2 separate regions of the Homo sapiens genome follow, and region 1 is linked to region 2. A link is a loop called in an ENCODE intact Hi-C map of the cell type or tissue named here. Cell type or tissue: natural killer cell. All regions are shown on one strand. Each heading gives the region's core, and the rest is flanking DNA. Links, peaks and the distances in the headings are about the cores only. Region 1 overlaps GPRIN3 (GPRIN family member 3). Region 2 overlaps GPRIN3 (GPRIN family member 3).

Region 1 (10,193 bases), core at 5,194-10,193, 56 kb before region 2:
TCCCATGAATCTGGAAGGTTTCCCCCAGCAACATTAAACTGTGGGGATTAGAGATTTGTTAGTGAAGTTTAGCATATTTTCATATGTTTATGATGCTTGCTTATATAGTTTGAGTAATCTATTTTATTGCTCATCTTTTAAAACTAATTTGTAGGTGTTCTATTTGCTAGATTCCAGTACATGACTTCTCTTTCAATTAGTCTATGAAGACTTTTTATCAAAGTTTTAAGTGTTAATGTAGGTAAATTTACCAATTTTGTTTCCCCTTTCCTCCCTTTTTGAATTAGTAATATTTTATTAGTACTTAACTTTATATTTTAGAAATCGCATTTAATGTGACCCAGTTAAACTTAATTAAAATCTTTTCTTAATTCTTAAAGGTCTGACAATTTTACATGTTGGAATGTGTTTCCCTCATGCTTTAAACAAAAAATAAAAATACTTTTAAAGTCACATTTTATGTATCTCACAGTCATACATTAAAACCATTCTTAGGCCAGGCGTGGTGGCTCATGCCTGTAATCTCAGCACTTTGGGAGGCTGAGGTGGGTGGATCATGAGGTCACGAGATCAAGACCATCCTGCCTAACACAGTGAAACACCATCTCTACCAAAAATACAAAAAATTAGCCGGACGTGGTGGTGGGTGCCTGTAGTCCCAGCTACTCAGGAGGCTGAGGCAGGAGAATGGCGTGAATCCGGGAGAAGGAGCTTGCAGTGAGCTGAGATCGCACCACTGCACACTCCAGCGTGGGCGACAGAGCGAGACACTGAGGGAAAACAAAACAAAACAAAACAAAACAAAATTCTTATTATTTATCCAGATTTATCAAAAGTTTATTAAATAGAATACAATGGCAAAATTCAAGGCTTTTAACAATTGAGTGGTAAAGTTCAAGTGGAAGAAAGCAAAACTCAGAGGAGTAAGAGAAGAAAAGAACAATATTTTGCCTATGCCATTTAATTCCCACAAATTTGCAAAGTGAGCATTGTTATTCTCAGTTTCCAGATGAATGCACTGAAATAATTTGGATATTTATCCTCTCCAAATTTCATGTTGAAATTTGGAGGTGGGGTCTGGTGGGAGGTGTTTTGGTTTACTCAGCCAAAGAATTTAGCTTCTTTGATTCGAAGCTGAGATTTGAACCCAGGGTCCTTTGATTCCAAGCCCAGATATTTACCACAATATCTCTGTGATCATCCAATTTATATGTCTCAAGTATCTGTGCCATTGACAAATTGTAAAACTGTGCATGTATACATTATACCTCCTAAGGTTGAGACATAGATGGAAGTGCCCAGCAAAACGTCTGGCACAAAGGCATTATTTTTTGTTTTGGCTTTGGGCTAAAAAAACATAGATAACAAGCAAATGCTTTGGAGCCCTTTAAGAAGTCTTATCTTGCTTTTAAACACCTATAATAATCTTTGGCAATGACATTCTGCTTATTATTATTTTTAATGGCAGGTCAAGGCTCTTTTGCAGTTTGATTGAGAGACGTCAAGCGGGACTAAAAAAGGTGTAGGGAAATACCATTCTTGAGATGCCAGTACTCCCACCAGAAATCTCTGCAAGCACTTTCAGCTTCCATCCAGACAATTTGAATTTCAACTATGTTAGACCTCTGTGATATATTTAGAAAAACCAGCTTCAGAACATTGCTAAGGTAGTTACAAGGGTCTAAACATTTTAGAACTCTGTCAATTAGCTCAGTGGTTGTGTAGAATGGTGTTGAAGAAAATTTAATAATGGTGGCATTCAGAAGTTCATTAAGAATGTGTATGCCATGGTCTAAATGTCTGTATCCCTCCAAAACTCATGTTGAAGTCTGAACTCCTAAGGCGATGGTGTTAGAAAGTGGGGGCTTTGGGTGGTGATTAGATGGTGGTCACAGAGCCCTCATGAGTGAGATTAGTGCCCTTTTGAAAGTGGCCCGGGAGGGGACACTTCATCCCTTTTACTGTGTGAGGACACAGCAAACAGGCACCACACGTGAGCCGGCAAGTAGGCCCTCACCAGACACCAAATTGGCCTTGATTTTGGGGTTCCCAGCTTCCAAAACTGTAAGAAATAAATTTATTTACAAGCCTCCCAGTTTATGATACTTTATTATAGCAGCCCAGATAAATTCAGACAGGGTGGTTGACCAAAAGTGATCTTATATTGTTTACAAAAGGCAAACCCTTCACAAGAAACAAGAGGTATTTTGAGTTCACAATCAGTCCAGTGAAGCAATATTATGCTAAGAAGGATGTTCTTCTGTTTGCTACTCAACATTGAAGATGTGAAGAATGAGAACATTTGGCTGGAAACGGCACCTAATGAAACAAACACCCACTGGTGGGACATAAACAGCTATAGGCATAAGACAAACCATCTCGGCCCTCCTGAGACTTGCAAGATCTAACTTCTCCAGGCAAGGCATTTATATCTTTGGAAATGCATGAGGTTTTAATTTGACCAAGAATAAATGTTTAAGTATGCAAGAGTTAGAGAATGGCAGCCACAGGGCACCATTTTAGGTTAAAATAGTGTGCATTTATACACACACACACACACAGCAGCTGGAGGGAGAGTATGGCTCTTGGAAATTTTGAAGCAATCACTGTTTAAAGTTCATGGGAAATTCACTAAATCATTGTTTTGAGATTTGGGTTTCATATATCTTGTACCTCTCCTTCTTTACAGATCCTTGATGAATTGAAGATATTCAAGGAGGTAAAAAGGGATCAAACTGTAGTGCTAGTTTTACTACTGGTCAAGTCAAACTGGGGATATGGCTGGGCTTTCCATCTCCTTCTAGGAATCCAGACTGCAGGATCCCAGTTTATCTTCTCAGGAGTAGGCAGAAAGGCTGGAGCTATATAGGGTACACCTGATGGCTCTGGGTAAGAGGCATCTAAGCCTGGACAATAAGGCAATCTAAGCGCCCTGGACCCCTACCCAGCTCTGTTACCCCACCCCCGCCTGTATTTTCACAATGCTCAGCTCTCATCATTCTCACCAAACAACACACACACAACGCACAAACACACACACACTCTGCTCTACCAAGTACAGGAAAAACCTCGCGTTTGATGACCAGGAGGAATTGTTGATTCTATGGGAATTCTATTTTAATTAAAGAAAAAAGTTCTTTCATTGCAAATACTTCCAGTTCCACTGCAGATTCCTAGCAGAAGCTGTCACATGGAAAATCAACTGATTCTGCACATTCATGGTTAAAAGAACGATTTCAATAGCAGTGGAAACAATAATAACATCAACAAAAAACAGAATAAATTGTATCTATATTACATTTATTATGAAAAGTGAGATGCAAAAAAATCATAATCTAAATTTTTTGATGGTAAAACTAAGTCATTAGTTGAATATCAGAATTTTAAGCATCCATTCAAAAATCAAATCCAAAATGAAGGTGTAAGTATACGTAATTCCAAAATCTTACTTCATCTTTGTATAAATTATAACATTTCTTCTTTTTTCTAGGAAATGAAGTTTTATTGGTCAATATCTGGAGGATGAGAACTTTCTGAAATGATTTTATGGCCTTTGTAAACATTATAATGTAGACATTATAAAAAAACATAACTTTGGATTTTAATATTAATACATTCATAAATGGACTTTCCATTTTGAATATTTTTTCTTGTAATATTATACCACACTTTTGATCTTTCTTAGTTGAGTATTTACACACATAAATGATTCTCATATTGAAAACTGCAATTTTTAAGTTATAATTTTTCTGGGTATTATTCAAATTAATACACATCTTTCAAAAATAATCACATAAATTTATCTTTGAAGCAACCATAAGTATTGACAAACATCAAGATTTCAGGTATGCTGCACTTATAAACATGTATACTTTTATTAGTTAAAAAACACTGCCACTCTAGTTGTAATTGTAGTGTTCTTATAGCTGGTTAATCTTTTATTTTTATTTAATATACAACGATGGCACATTCGTTCTCTAAAACATGAATATGTTTTTAAATGTTATTCTTAACTTTCTACTGAGAAGTGGTTGTTTGTACTTTGCCAAATGGAATTCTCTATCAAGGGGTGATTCTGGTATTTCCATTTATATTTTCTTTTTTTTGAGACAGAGCCTTGCCCTGTCTCCCAGGCTGGAGTGCAATGGCGCGAACTTGGCTCACTGCAACCTCTGCTTCCCAGGTTCAAGTGATTCTCCCACCTCAGCCTCCCGAGTAGCTGGGATTACAGGCACACACCACCATGCCCGGCTAGTTTTTGTATTTTTAGTAGAGACGGGGTTTTGCCATGTTGGCCAGGCTGGTCTTGAACTCCTGACCTCAGGTGATCTGCCTGCCTTGGCCTCCCAAAGTGCTGGGATTGCAGGTGTGAGCCACCACGCCCAGCCTCCATGCATATTTTCAATCTGATACCCAACCAACGTAATTTTTAGTGTCGAGGATTCAAGGTCAAATTGTGTTAGGTTTTAAGAACCAGGTGAGACTTTTTGATCCCTAATAGAGCACTTCCTTTGAGAAAAAATGAGATAAATTCGAACAATATCAATTAACTGGTTGGAATTATGATAAGCTGACAAATCTTGTTCAGAGTTGACACTTGCCAGCTAATGATTCTAATGTTGTTAGAATCCACACAGTATTACCTGTTATTGATAATACTAATTTTTTGTTTGAGTCCATCTTAAGGAACTCAAGACACGAGGCAATTTAAGTGCCCTGGAACCCCACCCAAGGGTTCATTGCTCATATCCTATTATCTCACCAACATCATCTGCAATTTTTTTTCATTTAAATCTTTGACTTCTCTTCGGTGTTGGTAGGCATAGTTTTGCTGAGCTCAAGAGAAGAATGCCTGTGATCATATCCACTTTGAGTGATTATACATGCTTGAAATCTAGGGATCCATTTCCAAAAAATGTAGGGCTTTTATTGGTTTGTGCAAATCAACACACTGATACATGTCCAAAAGGAGTCTCCAAAACATAATCGATTTTCATCCCTGTTTGCCATTTCCAGATATGAAATTAGGTGCTTAAAGAGAAGCATTAATTCCCTGTAGCTACTCAGTTACCAGTCTGTGCTTCAGTTGCTGGAGTTTTCTAAGCACAAAATCTGCTACCAGGGAGTAACACCATTAATTGGGGGGGCATCTCATTCAATAATAATATTTGTAAAACAGAGCAGTCATGGAAATATGCAACTTTCAATTAGTGGTTTTAATTTGTGATTTATCTGAATATACTAGTATAAATAAAATGTATTATGTGTGCCTATATATGTGGATAAGCTATTTACATTTTTATGTGTAGAAAATGAAAAATATATATTGATTAGCCCTTTTGAGGCTTTTGAACAACTGTTTCATCTTCCTTCTTTCCTGCAACTGCTTTGAGGATTTAGATAATTCATACAAGGTATGTACACAATCACACCCATAGTATGTACATCCTAGTCACACACTTAACACGGAGAGGATGTGTGAGGAATGTAAATTATCCCAGTGGTCAAAGAACTGACCTTACCTGTGACTAATGGCATGGTTACTTAGCCCTGGCATATTTAATAATATGCCAATGTACTGATTACTATATTCAGCCTTTGTGATAATTATGTTACCTACTCAAGGAGATGATAAAAAAAAAACACAAATCAAACAGCCCTTTCTGACCTTCAAAAATAAAAGGACAAATTCTGTTACTGAATACATGTGCACACTTTTGTTGGCTTTATTCATGTATGTACATATGCCTGCCTGAATACAGAAATTGGCCTTTAAATGGGATACGACAAGTTATTTTTTTTACACATAAAAATAGAAAACTGATCACTCAGACTGTACACACTCACAGAATGTATTGACATACCACGACCAGCTACAGTATTATGCACGACATATTGTTCACACATTAGTACAGCAGAGATACACACATTTAGAAAATTAGTAATTGCTAGTATATATTTTTCTTATTTTCAGGCTGTGTTGACCTTTTTCAACCTTAATAAAAGGTATCTCCAGGGGCCCTTAAAACAAGAATTAGTCTTTCCTCTCCTCTAGGGATTGGGGAGTATGACTATAATACTGCAATCTCCTGATATACCAGCATCATTTTAAGACACGATGGAAAACATTAGGAAAAATAAGTTACGTAAAGATGTGATCTAAAATAAATGTTAAGGAATCTCAACTAAAATCATCAAGGATGCCAATTAACATGAGTAAGCCCTTTCTACTCATTTTATATAGTTTGCTCTACACACAGCCTTTACATGTTATTAAAAGCAATGATATGAATCAGAAAAAAAACTGTTTAACTGCTCAAGAGTTTTTCTAAAGAGAGACAATTTTTAAAGCAACAAAGAACAATACTAGCAGCAATGTCAAAAAGCAAGCTATAATTTTCACCCCAGAAATAAATGAATGACATCTCCATAGTTAAGAGATCAAGAAAGCTGTTAGCAATTCTCTCCCATTTAATTCTTTCTAACATCATTAAATCACTGGGGTATCTCATCATAATTATCACCATGCAGGTTGATCATCAATATCCTTTTCTAAAGTGTAAAATATGTGATTTTTATTCCTACTATTTTGCAGCCAATTAATTTTGAGCTTGAATCCAGAAAGATACTTGATGAAGAGTTAGCATTTAGAAGTGCCCATCTGGAGCATCGTTTTCTGTAAGGCATCATTTGAAGCCTCTTTGGATACAAGATCTCATGTTTTAGTGATTTTACATCCGGGAGCCCATTTTTTCACAGCTAAAGCTGGTAATCCTCTGGGCAGAGTTAACTGAATTGCTTTCTACATGCTAGTGTCCAGAAAGAGTAATTACCATAAGTTTAAAGTCTCCATTTCAACAAAACTTCTGGTTGCAGCTGTCTTGAGTTTTAAGCCAGCAAGACTTTGAGTGGCTCCTCTTCCCTCTGGGCTCACATAAAAACATAGATGCCAACTGTATCCTGACTAATGCTCATTAGTGCTGTACCTCTTTATGAAGCTTCTAAACAAGTTTTTCCAGGAAGAAAGCAGAAACTATGCCTTTGCTTATTTTATCCTGTGGGTTACAGTCAGTCTTCATAAAGCAAACCATCATTATATAATGGTGTGCCCATAATAGATGCATTTGCTGGTATAACTGCCTCTTTTTGGCACATTATTGCTTGGCTTTAATTTCATATTCAACAGTCTTTATTCTCATTATTAGTATCTGAGATATTTGTGTCTTAAAAAAACTTGCAAATAACATCTTGTTGCACCATTCTGGCCACCACAAGTCATTTCACCAAGGTCCAAGGTTATTTGAATGTTGTTTATAATTATCATCACGTTTACTTACCTAACAGCCAAAAATAATGTTTCAGGATTGTTTGTTGCTGCTATCTACACATATATACAGATGCACTGGATTTATTTTGAGAGAGGTTATTTTGTTGTGGCAAGTGAGTAGTTTAGCTGGTGACTGTTCACAGTTAAAAGTAGCTGTAATGACCTCTGGCAGATGTCACTGATCACTTGGGAGACAGAATTTTTCCACTTCAATCCATCTTCATTTATGTCCTTGGTCATTGCAAACCCAGCTTATTTGATTTCTGCAGCCAAGGAGAATTGTTTTCTTTCCAAGAGTAGGATAAAGTTCATGGAAATCTGTTTCAGTATTTACAAGACTATTTTTTTTCCCATTTGCAAAAATGTCTAAAATTTTGTAGACATCCTTAAGCCCATGTGTCTGGACAGATGACATTTGTAATTGCTCAGCCAGTTGAAGAATTTCATTAAGAAGGATATCGTTACAAGGATGGACAGGAGATTCAGCATATCCTCTGTTATTTGCCAGGTGGCAGCAGCTGACCCGAATTTGGAGAGAATCAACCAAAAAGGGCCACGCACAACATCAGGAAGCATTGCTAACAGAAAACAAAATGCTCAGATACATATGTAAAATAACAAACACTAAAGGGGATGTTTGACTTCTGATTTCACCATGTACACAAAAACAGAGTGGGAATAAGGTAGTCGGCTCACTTATGCAAGATACTGCTGAGTTCACTGTTCTACCACAAAGGGAAATTCACAGGCCTCACTTCTCAAACACCACTTAGAACAAAGCAGGAGAGAGTAAACAGCATCATCTCCATGGCAGCATTACAGATAATTAGTAAATCAGGCAGGTAGAGGTCTACACAAGGCTACAAGTGCCCAGTTTTCAATAAAAACACATATACATATATGCAAACCTTATCCTAATGTATTGTTTTTCTTTATACTGATTCATAAAAGTAGACAAGGGATGTGGTTAATTATGTGTTACTAGGAGTAGACAAAATTTTAAACACTTGGCACAATATGTAGGAGGAAGAGAAGACACACATTTCACACATTTTGGCAGCAAAACAGTAACAAAGTGGATGCAGAAAAGGACAAACAATTTATATTAACAGCACACTTGCATATATCCTCTGTAAACACATTTTAAAGTAACATCATACTCTGTTCTTGGTATGCTATATATAGGGATTCTCAGAATGACAGGCATTCCCAGAAATGAGAGGAAAAACATTAGTATAAGCTAGGAACAGTGAAACCTCAATATGCTAGAATACAAACAAATGCTATTTTCCTCTTCTGCTTTCTACTTTAAGACAGCAAGCTCCTATTATGAATTTGGTTCTGAAATCCAACCTCTAAGGTATATGTTACACATGCATATTTAGTTCAATTTATTTCAATTTTTATGTTTAACTTTATAACATGGTGAACACTGGTATTCAAAACAGTATCAGAGAATTCTCAAGATTAAAAAAAATTATCAAAGATCAAATTACATTCAATATAGGTGAACTTATCAAGGCAGGAAACATACTAACACATTTTATAAATATTCAATTTCAGACGTGAACAAAAAGGTTTCTGGTTAACATTGACTTATCAGGATGTTCAACTTTTGCCAGTGACCCAAAGCACAAAGGTTAATCAATATTTTACTCTATGTAAAGTAGTTGGTCTGTGGCATTCAAAGTCAATAATCCAGAAATACATAATTAGAAAAGCATTCAAGATAAACATATGACAGCTGAAGCTGTCACATTTTTCTCATGGTCATAAAAACAGAACAATCAATCTTTAAATTAAAAATTTTAGTATTCACTTGTTAAGTGGTATAGCATCTTAATATTTTAAATGTTGAATTGTCTTCCAGACATGGAGTTCTAACTCACCTTTTTACTACTGGTTTAAGGAATATTTTCTATTTCTTGATTCAATAAAATATTTCCTCCATATATTTCAAAAATATAATGCATGAAAAAGAACCAAATCATATCTAAGAGAAATGAAGGGTAAAACCAAACAACTTTCAACCCAATGTGTGTCATGCAGGTAAAGTAAGGAAAAAACTGAGCAAGTTCCAAGAGTCTACCAAGAAAACTGTTTTGCAGCTTCATCTGTTGAATGAACCTTAGGTTTCACAAATAAGGTATACTAAATGCCTAATGCTATGTCACAGATTGAAGTGAAGGAAAATTCTCAAATAAGGTTTTATTGTGAGAGTAACTTAGGGGAGGTATCACAATACAAAAATGCTGCTGTCTTGAATAGGTCCCTATCTTATTTATCCATCTGAAGATATATTTCTGTTAATGTCCTTAAAAGCTGTTAGTTATATAGGGTTTAATGAGCCACAAAACAAACAATATTTTTGTAATATTTTGTGACAATCTCTTGAGTGTTGTAGAAGTGAAGAATTTGGTCCCAGCACCAAAGAAAATCAGTTAAACTCAGTACATTAAACAAATTTTCTTAAAGTTTTGATAGACATAACCACAATAGCAAATCTAGCAATTTTAATGTATTTAATGTGAGACAAATGCCAACAACTCTCTCAGGCCTCTGCTTCATTTAACTGTTTACAAATCATGTGGTTACTCTAAAGTCATGAAAATAAATATTATTATCAGAGGCGAAATTCCTTATTCTCACCTATTTTAATGCAGGGACAGCCTGTTCTAGCCACTTTACAGCAGAGGATTACCTGGGGCCACCCATCTGGAGTAGGCCCTGTTGACAGCTGCTACTGTGTACACAGGCTGTACTCTGTGTATACACAGCATGTATGCCCATGTGGGAGGGAGAAGCCAGCTAGCAAGAGTTAGAGAGATTATGTCCTGGCAGAGGCATCTGAGACAGAAGTGACACG
Region 2 (10,522 bases), core at 1,924-6,923:
TATTAAACATCAATTGAACTAAGTAAAGAACACATTTCAGCTTCCTGTTTTTTACAAAAAAGAAAAGAGCAGCAGGGTATGAGCAAACAACCACAACCAACTACATCCTCTGATGCTTTTCTCACTGTTATATAGAAACTCCAGCAGGAAACCACTGCTATATCCTTTTCACCACTATAGCAAAATCTTATGAATTACTGGCAAGCATAAAACAGCTCCATTGACATCACATAAACGTTTGTGACAATTTATACTCACCACACTCAAGTGCTTTAAAACATCTTAACAAAGTTTCTCAAGGACAAATTCCCAAGGAAAAATAATCATATACTTTAACCATGTGTTTGGAGTTTAATTATATGAAAAAGCAATAAGCACTATTGAAACTTGGTGCACCTCTCAATGTAGCTGATGTTTACAAAAAGCTCAAAAAACTGACAAGTGTTAAAATTCCTCATATGACTCAGACTTATAAAGATTTCTAACAGACCAAAGATGTATTAACGACTACTCCAAAACACGAAAGTACTAATTTTTTCCCTTTGTATTCAAAACGACCCAAGAATTAGACATTTCTAGCTAGGAAATGTAGACCCCCCTTTTTTCCATTCTCACACATTATGCACTTATATTTACAGCAACACACATTTTAAATTTGTAACGTGAGCCTTGATAATGCATTTTATCAATGAAGGGGTCTTCCATTGAATATCTCTTATTTGTCCAAGATCTACAAAGACAAGATGATGGCAGAAGTCCAGGCCTTTCATTCAAGGGCTTTAACTTCAATGTGAAACACAGACAAATATATTCATTTTACACAGAAGTCAGAGGTCTAGAACTCTGTAGCTTTCTTGCATGCCCACATTACCTAGTCCATAAGCTCTCCATAGGGCGTAGGGCTAAATGACTACATGCGTAAATGAATGAAGGCATACATGCTTGGTGATGATGAAGAGGGGGAGATAACAAGGGCCCGTTTGGGTTCCAACAAAGGCAGAATGGGCCTAAAATTCAGAAAATAAGCCTGTGAATGAAGAAGAAAACAAGCAAGATTTAAAAAAAAACAAGTGGTGGGGCATCAGAGCTAGAATTGCTCTTAGGGATTTCTGGACCAGCCCTCTCATTTCTAGAGAGGACCTGAGGTGCTGTGGGCAATGACATGCCTTCATGTTCCACTTTCAGGGACTGTGACATTTGTGTACCCATTTCATGATTTTAGCCTCATGTGCTTCCTATCTAAACCATTTTTTTTAACTCAATATTTTTCATTAAATTGACTTTAACTGGTGCACTGGTTGAAAACATTAGCCTTGCCCTAAAAAATAACATCTGTGAAATTACAGGTTTGATGTACTTGTTATATTATTTTTTGTAGCATATATTTTTAAAAATATACTTTGAAATGTGTTCTGAACATATTTCTACATTTAAATAAATTTATAAGTATTAAAATCCAAAGCAAATCTGTATACTACGTAAGATCCTCTCACAGGTCACTGCTGGAAATCTGCAGTCTGAAAAGCAGTGCTCTCTACTGTGTTACCTCCGGGAACAAAGAGTTTGAATTCTGAAATGACATGAGGTGGTAAAGACATTCCAGAGTGATAAAAAGGGTCCAGTAATAAGACTAATGCCTCTAGGTGATTTCTGTCCATTTTCTTTTACTAGAAAAAAAAATCAATTGCTAATTAAGGAACTAAAAAAATAAGGCAGAAATCACGGCTTTTTTCAGTTATTGGATTTTCACCTTCCAAATGGACAGACAGGTATATTCATCCTCCTACCGAGTACCATTAATTCATTAGAACTACAGTTTTAAGAAGGAATTTGTCTGAAATAGGCCTCCTGTGCATGGATTACCTTTTTTTTTCTTAGTATTCCATTTGCAATGAGAACACTTAGCTGTAAGCTGTAATAAGGAATTGCTTAACTTTCATAAGTAAATGAATGTCTATGATTAAAACATCAATCACGGAAACACTAGTTCTATAAATAGTTTCTAGGTCCAAAGTCCATAGGCAGTTAAATAAAGACACATGTTTGTTTTTTCTTGTTTGTGTGTGTGTGTGTGCATATGTATGTGTGTGGGTGTGCACACACATGTGACATAAGAAACACATTTGGTTTTTCTTTTGAGAAACAAAGAAATGTTATTTGCTGAACATATGTGTTACCTGGTATTTTGATAAAATTTATGTTTGCCAATGTTATCACCTATGCAATGATCTATAAAATTTTAACCTAAAATATCTGTCCTTGAACTCACCCTGTGTTTTTTTAAATGTCTTATTGCTCATTTAGAAGCTTTCACATTTGCTTTTTAAGCAACACAAGATGAAATCCAAGATAGAAGACAGAAGTCCATAAAATCGTACTGAGTCCTTACATTTTGACCCACTGTGATTTGCATCACCAACAGAGTCCTGCAGTGTAGCATAGTGGTGAAGCTCATGGCCTTTGACATTGAACAACTGAATTCACACAGCTCCATTACCATCTGTGGGACTTTGGGCAAGTTATGCTATCTATTTCCTCATCTCTAGAATGGGGAATTATTAATGTGTTATTATTTAGTAGTACAAACCTCAGAGATTTCTTTAAAGGAGAAGTGGTTTTAGCAAGACGTCACTGGCAGATAAGCCTGAAGAATAAAATTTTTAAGGATTTATACATATCTGTAATCTAGCCTTCACTCATTTCCTTTGGAAAGTAGATGGATATATATGGAGACATGTATTAGGGTTCTCTTATGCTCTAGAATCAAGATGGCAAAGTGCCTCAAGTGTTTTTTTGTTTTGTTTTGTTTTGTTTTGTTTCTTGTTCATTCTTTAATGAATTTTAAACCCTCTTCCCGCATGTGTTTAGTTGGTCTTTCATTCTTTTCCACTCATCATCATTAATTCTATAATTGAGGCTCCATCTCTTTTCTTTTATTTCCCCTACACCACCAGTCTCTGCGCTCCAAGGCAAAGGAGGTTCTCCTCCCAGTCAGGGCAAATACACAGAGATGGAATCACTTACTAGGCATTTCAGAGGCATGAATTACCACTTAAACTTCCAAGGTTGAAGCCCTGGAGAGGGAGACCAATGGAGAGTGGTGAGCACCTCCTCAGAATAAAAAGATAGCCAGAAGGCATGGGATATTTCACAGAGCAGCTACATAAATAGCTGGGTATTTACAGTCCCATTGGAATGGGTACATTCCCCAATAATGATCTGACTCAAGATCATTCCCCAAGGGTGGAAGAGCTTCCTGAGAGTCTAAGCAATTATCTAAAACAGCGGCCCTTAAGCAGTCTTAAAATACACTTGTGTATCACAAACAATTTATGAGCAATGATAAAGTACCAATGACAGCAAATTATTTATTAAAGTATAATTTAGAGCTGTTTTCTCTAATGAATTATATTAACCTCAAAAATCAAGTTATTTCTATAATAATGTCACTCTCACTCATTTCACTGGCATGTGTGGATATTTTCTTAAATAGGAAAAAAATGGAAATGAAGTTACACTGAGGTTCTGGTATCCTCATGAGAAAGAAATTTCTCGTAGTACACATACCAGCAGACTCTTGTAAGAATTCTACATCTTATATCTGTTCCGTTTTTGTCACTTCTGCTACCCTCTGCTTCTTAGTTGTTTTTAGGAGAACTAAGTCAAAAATGCATGTGTCTGTGACTTTATTTTCTACAACATTAAGGAAGTGGAGTATGGGAAAGACATACAGTTTTCAAGTTAGCCTGGCAGGGAGGAAAGGAACCCAGGTGTGGCAAGCAGGTGGTGAAGCTGTGAAGAGGAACGGAAATGAAGCTGAATTGCTCAGCATACAGGAAGGAAGAAAGAGGTACAGGGCTGCTTGGTTAGGACAGAGGAGGGACCCAGGTTGTTAGGCTACCAGGGGAATTCTCTGAGATCATGACCAGGAAAAGAGCCCATTCTAATTTTGTTGAACTATATTTATTACTAAGCTTATTCCCGTTGTCTGGGAATTATTTGAGAGTTCAGACTATGTATTATTCAATTTTGAGTCCCTAGCACACAAAACAGGGTTTTACATACATACATATATATATATGTATATATATATATCTCAAGTGCTCGATACAGATTTATTAAATGATCCAAAGAATTCACCTTTCTTAAACCAGGGCCTTCTGCCAACTCCATTTCACATTCTATCTCTCACCTCCTAAATAAATTCCTATTTCCAGTTGGAGGAAAGCTTTGATTCAATTTGCAAAGTAGAAGGAGCTGACATGCTCTCAATCCAGTCCAGCTCAGGTTATTAACTTTTCCCCTCCCTCTCGGAGGCTCAGATTTCATCACTCAAAAGCCACAAACCCCAGAGGGAGGATTTTTTAAAAACCTATCATTATAGTTCTAAACATCAAAATAGCCACCAGGGGAATAGCAGAACAGTTTCTTCGTAAAAGAGCATAAACATTTCAGTGAACTAAATTTGTGTTTTAAATGGCACTTTCAGAAAAATAACTTTATCTCTAAAGACTTTTAACACCTATGGTCTTTTATATATTATCAACCCATTTCAGGTGACAGGACGCTTGATACTTAAACACAGCCACCATTCTATAAGGAAATGCCACTCTCTTCAAAGAAAGCATAGAGTCAATGTGGCACTGTGTCCTCTGTTAGTTTCGATTGGTACTATTCTCGGCACTGTCTTCTCGGAGTGAAGCTGTTGAAACACCGACACTTTAGGATTAATAATTAGATGAGGGGATGTTTTTAGAAATAAAGTAGGAGGCACGAAGTGGGGGTGGTATGCAGCAAGTGTGCATGAGGAAGGAAAGTGGCAGGAGAAGTTGACAAGGCATGAGAGATTTCAGAGCGCTATGAAGACAGCTTTCCCTACCGAAGAGATCTGTCTGAGTTTTCCATCTTGTTGCCCCAAAAGGGCATTTGTCTTTATTTGCAACATGAATAAATCAACCCTGATGCAGTCACCTCATTTTTTAGCCATAGTAACGGAGCAGTTCTACACAATCAAGTGGCCAGACTGTGCAGTGATCTGCCTAGCCTCAGAGAGGGGTTGCAAACACAGCCTACTGTAATCATTAACTGAGCATTTCCAGGCTATACAGAAACACAAGCTGGGATACGAGTTGATACTACTCCTGAAAGTTTATCTCAACTGCCAGGCCTGCTAAATAAAATGCAGCATCACTTGAAAGATTGAGATACACTCTGGACTTTCAGGAAGCTATGCAAGTTTGGTCTATGTGTAAAAAGTTATACATAAGATAAAGATATGGTGCATTTAAAAATACATAAAGCAATCCAATGTGAGATCTCAGTCATTGGTCTTTAAGGTAAAGAAAAAATAAATTACATTATTGTTAAAACTGCTAATATTTTTCATTTGCCACTTGTCGTACAGTAAAAAGCAAGCAAGTACACAGATGAAAAACTCCGTTATTCTTTAACAGACTACGTTAACTCAATTTTTATTCATTAAACTTTCACAGACTCTACAAATTTTGATACTGCAAAATTTTTAGACCCTCACCATGGTTAATGGGGGTTAACTATATTTGGCGCCATCACCTTTCTGCTTTGTAGACACATCAATTTCATGAGTACAGTCATAGCATTTTGGAGCTCAATGGTACTTAGGGAACACCTAAGTAGTCCAGACTTTACAGACTCAATACCTACAGGTTTGGGGTAGTAACACAACTAAGTGAAGCTGTTGGGCACAAGTGACTTATATAAATGCTCAATGTCAGTGAGACATTGAGAAGTGGGGACTACAGCGAAGTAATGAAGTAGCATATATATTGCTGTTCAGCTCCAGCCTAGAGAATGTGGGTGAGGGCTTCATTTTTTATAATAGATCTGATGTTTAAACACTGGCTTAATTAAAAAATAAATACCTGGAGGCCACAGTTTTCCTGCTAGGCCCACAGACTGCCAGTTTTCAATTCTGATTTGGTACATATATCTCCAAATCTGAGGCCCAGACAGGTAAAGTGAAGAGTACCAGGTCTCTCAGATGCTCACAGCAAAGCTTTCTTCTGCTCTGAGAATCCACTTGGGTAGACAATCCCTCATATGAAAGGAGACTGTAAGTGCATTTTCACTCACTTAATCAGAGCTCAGCCCCTTACCCTGACAATGATAGACTTCTGCTCTCTGACTGTTTTCAGAACATGTTCGACATGAAAACAAGAACAATCACCCATACCCACTTTGTCATAAGCAATTTTTACCCAACCAAGGATGCAGGTGAAAATGAACATGCATTTACTAACTTTAGCTCTGACTAAAATTTTTACTGGAATTTAAAATTCTTAATTTTAATTAACAATTACAATTTTAGCTGCTTCATTTTTACCTGCATTTTTCAAGGAGAAATACCTTATAGAAAAATTCAAAGAAAGGCATGCTTAATTAACAATATGACTAAGTATAAATTTAAGAATCATGCTATGTATAAAATAAATTAGAAACAGGTCTTAAGAATTACAAAAGTTTTGCTGCAATCATGGAGCTTGAAACCATGCTTTGAGTGGATTGAGAAACTAATTTAGAGTGAAGGAATGAGCATTTCAAAGCGATGTAATGGCAAAGGCAAAGATCAAACTCCAAGAAAGTGGAACTCACAGTGAGTCAAATGTCTTTTGCATTTTTGAACAACAATTTTAAAAAAATGTATACTGAGAAAGCACATTCATATCACAGAGTCAAAAGGAAGAACTACAAGAAAAACTTCTATGTTATATTCAGCATATCTGTCCTGTACAGTCATAATTCAGAATAAAGACACAGAGGCAATGCAAAAGTTCAAATCTTGATAATATTTGCAGGCTAATTACATTTTAGAAAAACTGTCAACAAGAATTGAAACAAAAAATGCTCTGATTACTCAGAAAATATAGTTCACACAAACACTTCACTCCCTCAGGCATTTCATTAAACCAAAGTTATACATTATAAAGAAAGAGAAGAGTCTCCCATAGACACAATATGCTTATTTTAATTTTATGCTATTTAGAAATCAATAACAACTGATTTCTGAAAAACAATCAAGAATCTATTAACATAAAGCATCTGATTATTCTTCATAAACCAGATCTCCCACTTGGATGGACTATTTGCAATTCAAGTTTTAAAAAAATTCTCTGTAACTCTTTTTTCCTCCAGAAAATTAACAGATGCAAATGTGATTGTCAAAGGGGCTTTGGAGATATATCTCCGTCCTCCAGCTGTCCATTACTGAATTAGCAACAATGCTGAGGTCCCCAGAGATGCCTGACATTGTGAGTTTTTACTCTTCCAGCCTCCAGAATTTTTTTAAGGGTTCTCTTGCTTCTGTAAGTGTCACAAAGCTGTGAATCCTGACTAAACCAATCTTCTAGAGGTGGCTTGGTATCCACGCTATTTAGGATCCAAGAATTAAAAATTTTAAATGGAATCTGGTGTGTAAGGCCAAGAAATTGTCTTGTCTTAGATCACCCAGCTGATCCCCACGATATTTCTGCTACGCTAGACCCTTGGGACAGAGATGAGATCATGGCATTGTCATTTAGACAGACTTACTGAATTGACTCTCAATTTTGGAGGAAGGGGTGCACAGTAACTGATTCTCCTCCCTCACCATGGAGAAAACTCTTGGACATTGTCTTCAGGTCCTGGTCCTTTTTCCCTTAGCCAAGAATTACTGGGGAATTAGAAAGAGGAGTTCTGGATTTTTAGCTTCAGCTCTATTAGTGACTAGAAACAGTTATTAACTTCCTTGGGACTCATCTGTAATCATTTATTTCTTTGTAAATAAAGGCAATGGTTTCCAAATCTGGGTACTGGAATCCTTTTGGGACCTTTATAAAAATACAGATTTCTAAGCCCCACCTCCAGATTCAGATTCAGATTCAGATTAGGGTCATTTATAACTGCCTGGTAATAATAATTGGGGCCCCAGATTATGCTGCCAGCTTCAAAATAAAGCCAATAATTTAATTACCGACATGAACAATTAGAAAGCTGTTACTATGTTGCCAACTCCAATATGCCCAGTTAAAAAGCTGTGAAAACTTTTCTCACTGGCATTCAAGAGAGTACGTAATTTAAATTGTAAGAGTGTATACATTTTCTCCCTGAAATTCAGTAATTTCAGAATTTCAATCCAAATGCAGACTCTAAATGTTTTTGTTATTCCAGACTTGACTCTTACGTGCAAAAAGTTAGATTATCACTAATTTGAACACTCTGATATGGATAAGAAAGAGGTCCAAGTCATTTTTATTTTTTTAAAAAAAGCAAAGTTCCATATTTGGTTGCATTCCAAATCAACTAATTCAAGCAGATGAATCTCTGACTTAACTGGCCCTGGTCTTCTGTTTTAAGGTATAGCTTCATTTAAAAGGGTGAAAATATCACAAAATTGTTCTATTCCAGAGAAAAGACACCAAGAGCTGAATGAAGCCCACCAAGAAAATGTTCAGGAACACAAGTAAAGGTTTTCTTCTCTAACTTTGTCTCTTCAGAATAACTGTTAGGGTACAGCAAAACACAAGAATAAATTTTCTAGAAATGCATACAAACATATTTAAATATCTAACTAAGAAGATGGACAAGTCATAGAGCAACTGACGAAAAGAAAATATGGCAGATGCTGCCGTTCCTTTAGGAGTTCATGGCTACCAAGCGATCTGGTTCATCTTCACAGCCTGTCAGTTCCTCACATGACCACCTCGGCCTTCTGTGCCAACGACTGTAGTTGCATTCTGAGAAATGAAATAATCACGCCACAATGTGGTGTATCTCGTAATGTCAATAGTTCAACAGTAACATTCAACTGAACAAGGCCTAACCAGTAAATTACTGCAAAATAAATAAAAAGATGGCAGGAAATGGCAGATTTATGATGTTATGGCCACTCTGGCTAGATTTTCTTAAAGTAGCAGTATTAGGAAAATAGATCTTAGTCATAAAATAATTAACAACTCAAAAAAGGTCAAATATACAGAGCTAGAGAATAAAACAGTGATTACCAGGGTGAAGATGATCAGGGGAGGAAAAGGGGGCATCCAGGTCAAAGGATACAAAGTAGTAGATATAAAAGATGTATACGTTATTTGGTTCCACTACAGACACCGTCACCATTTTACATTTTATGTATATACATGTATACCATTATATATATTTATATATAAAAAATATAAAATATGTATATATGTGTATATATAAAAAATATATAAAATATGTATGTATGTATCTTATAACATCACGTTGTATACTTTAAATATACACAATGAAATTTATTTTTTTAAAAAGTAACTCATGTAATATTTCAGTCCAAGCAGAAATTCTACTGCAGTTCTCTTCCAACTTGATATTTATTTCTTCTTTTCTAAATGATTCTTAAATATAACTGCCATTACTTCCTCATTCTTTGCTTCCTCCTTCTATAGACATGAAATCAGCACCCCTTCCTCACTGCACATCCAGGTCCATCCATCTTTTATAAACTAACTCAAGATCCCCCTCCTCCTTGAAGCCTTTCCAGATTAATTCAGTCCCCAAGGATCTTGCTCTCTGACTTTACTGCCATGTACTCACTAAATTGTAAGTCTTGCCTTCCTCAATCAGGCAATTATGCTATTCAGAATATTGCGGAAAATGCTTGTCTATCAGATCTGTCAGATCTCTTGGTCGGCTCTTGGCATCTTGCAAACTGGGAACATCTCTTCTTTGTATCACTTAAAGCAGTAGCTTTCAGACTTTTTGGAAAATGATGTATAATGAGGTATACATTTTATATCACAGTCCATTATGCAGGCTTGCACACACACACACATACGTATATATATATTTAAGGAATTTCATGAACAATACTTACTCTTCTGTTTTAGTATTTTATTTTTCAAAAATAAAAATGCTGATCAGACTCACTAAACTGACTTCACAGTGTGCTAGTTTGAAAAGCACCATTCTTGAAGGGCACTTAATGATTACTATGGGATTACTGTAACTATTTCTCTCATTTAAAAAATAATTTTTAAAAATGTATGTGGCCTTTGGGGTCTGTTTAGCCTGTGTTCCTGAGTTACTTGTTTGTTCAGTCTGTTTTTTACACTATCATATGTTTGCCTTTTGGAGTCATCTAGGACAAATAAATACTTAGAATATACACTCTTTGTCATTCTTTTCCCCTGAGCCCTATTCTCATAAAAATAAGAATCCTTGAATTTTTATAACTCATTTCTACATAATTCAAACCTCTATTCCCTCATTCTCTCTCTTATTTTTCTAATATGCAAAGTAGGTGGTAGACATTTGTAGATGAAATATTTGAGCCAAAAATAATTAAGACTTTTCCCCCTTTAAGCAGCCTATTGTAAATTAAGGTAAATATAATTTCTAGATATTTGAAGAATATAAATTTGGGTAATCTGAATACCATAGATCCTCAAAATGAATGCATTCACCTAAATCACCCAGATAAAATGGTTTACTGACCAGATGAGTTGGCAGGCCTTTTGGACTTCAGTTTGTA

The links. Hi-C counts contacts between places; a loop is a spot of excess contacts. Peaks named below come from ENCODE experiments on the same cell type or tissue, not always from the same donor. Only the 100,000 strongest peaks of a DNase experiment are listed, where the experiment ranks them.
Region 1: a loop joins it to region 2, with 3 times the contacts of the local background. A loop is called at or near these places in 34 of 110 quality-filtered maps.

The regions. Positions count from the first base shown.
Region 1 is chr4:89,235,574-89,245,766 of GRCh38, forward strand. GPRIN3 (GPRIN family member 3) reads right to left here. Exons shown (of 2, transcript NM_198281.3): 2 at 810-10,193. Among named protein-coding and RNA genes, the nearest start is that of GPRIN3, 67 kb to the right of the region's middle. In natural killer cell, for the core only: no CTCF peak of the experiment used is centred there; a DNase peak (open chromatin) is centred at 8,058; H3K27ac peaks cover 1,553 bases.
Region 2 is chr4:89,294,594-89,305,115 of GRCh38, forward strand. The region is part of intron 1 of GPRIN3 (GPRIN family member 3); the gene reads right to left. Among named protein-coding and RNA genes, the nearest start is that of GPRIN3, 7.9 kb to the right of the region's middle. In natural killer cell, for the core only: a CTCF peak has its summit at 4,560; DNase peaks (open chromatin) are centred at 3,818, 4,318, 4,648 and 6,045; H3K4me3 peaks cover 1,382 bases; H3K27ac peaks cover 4,497 bases.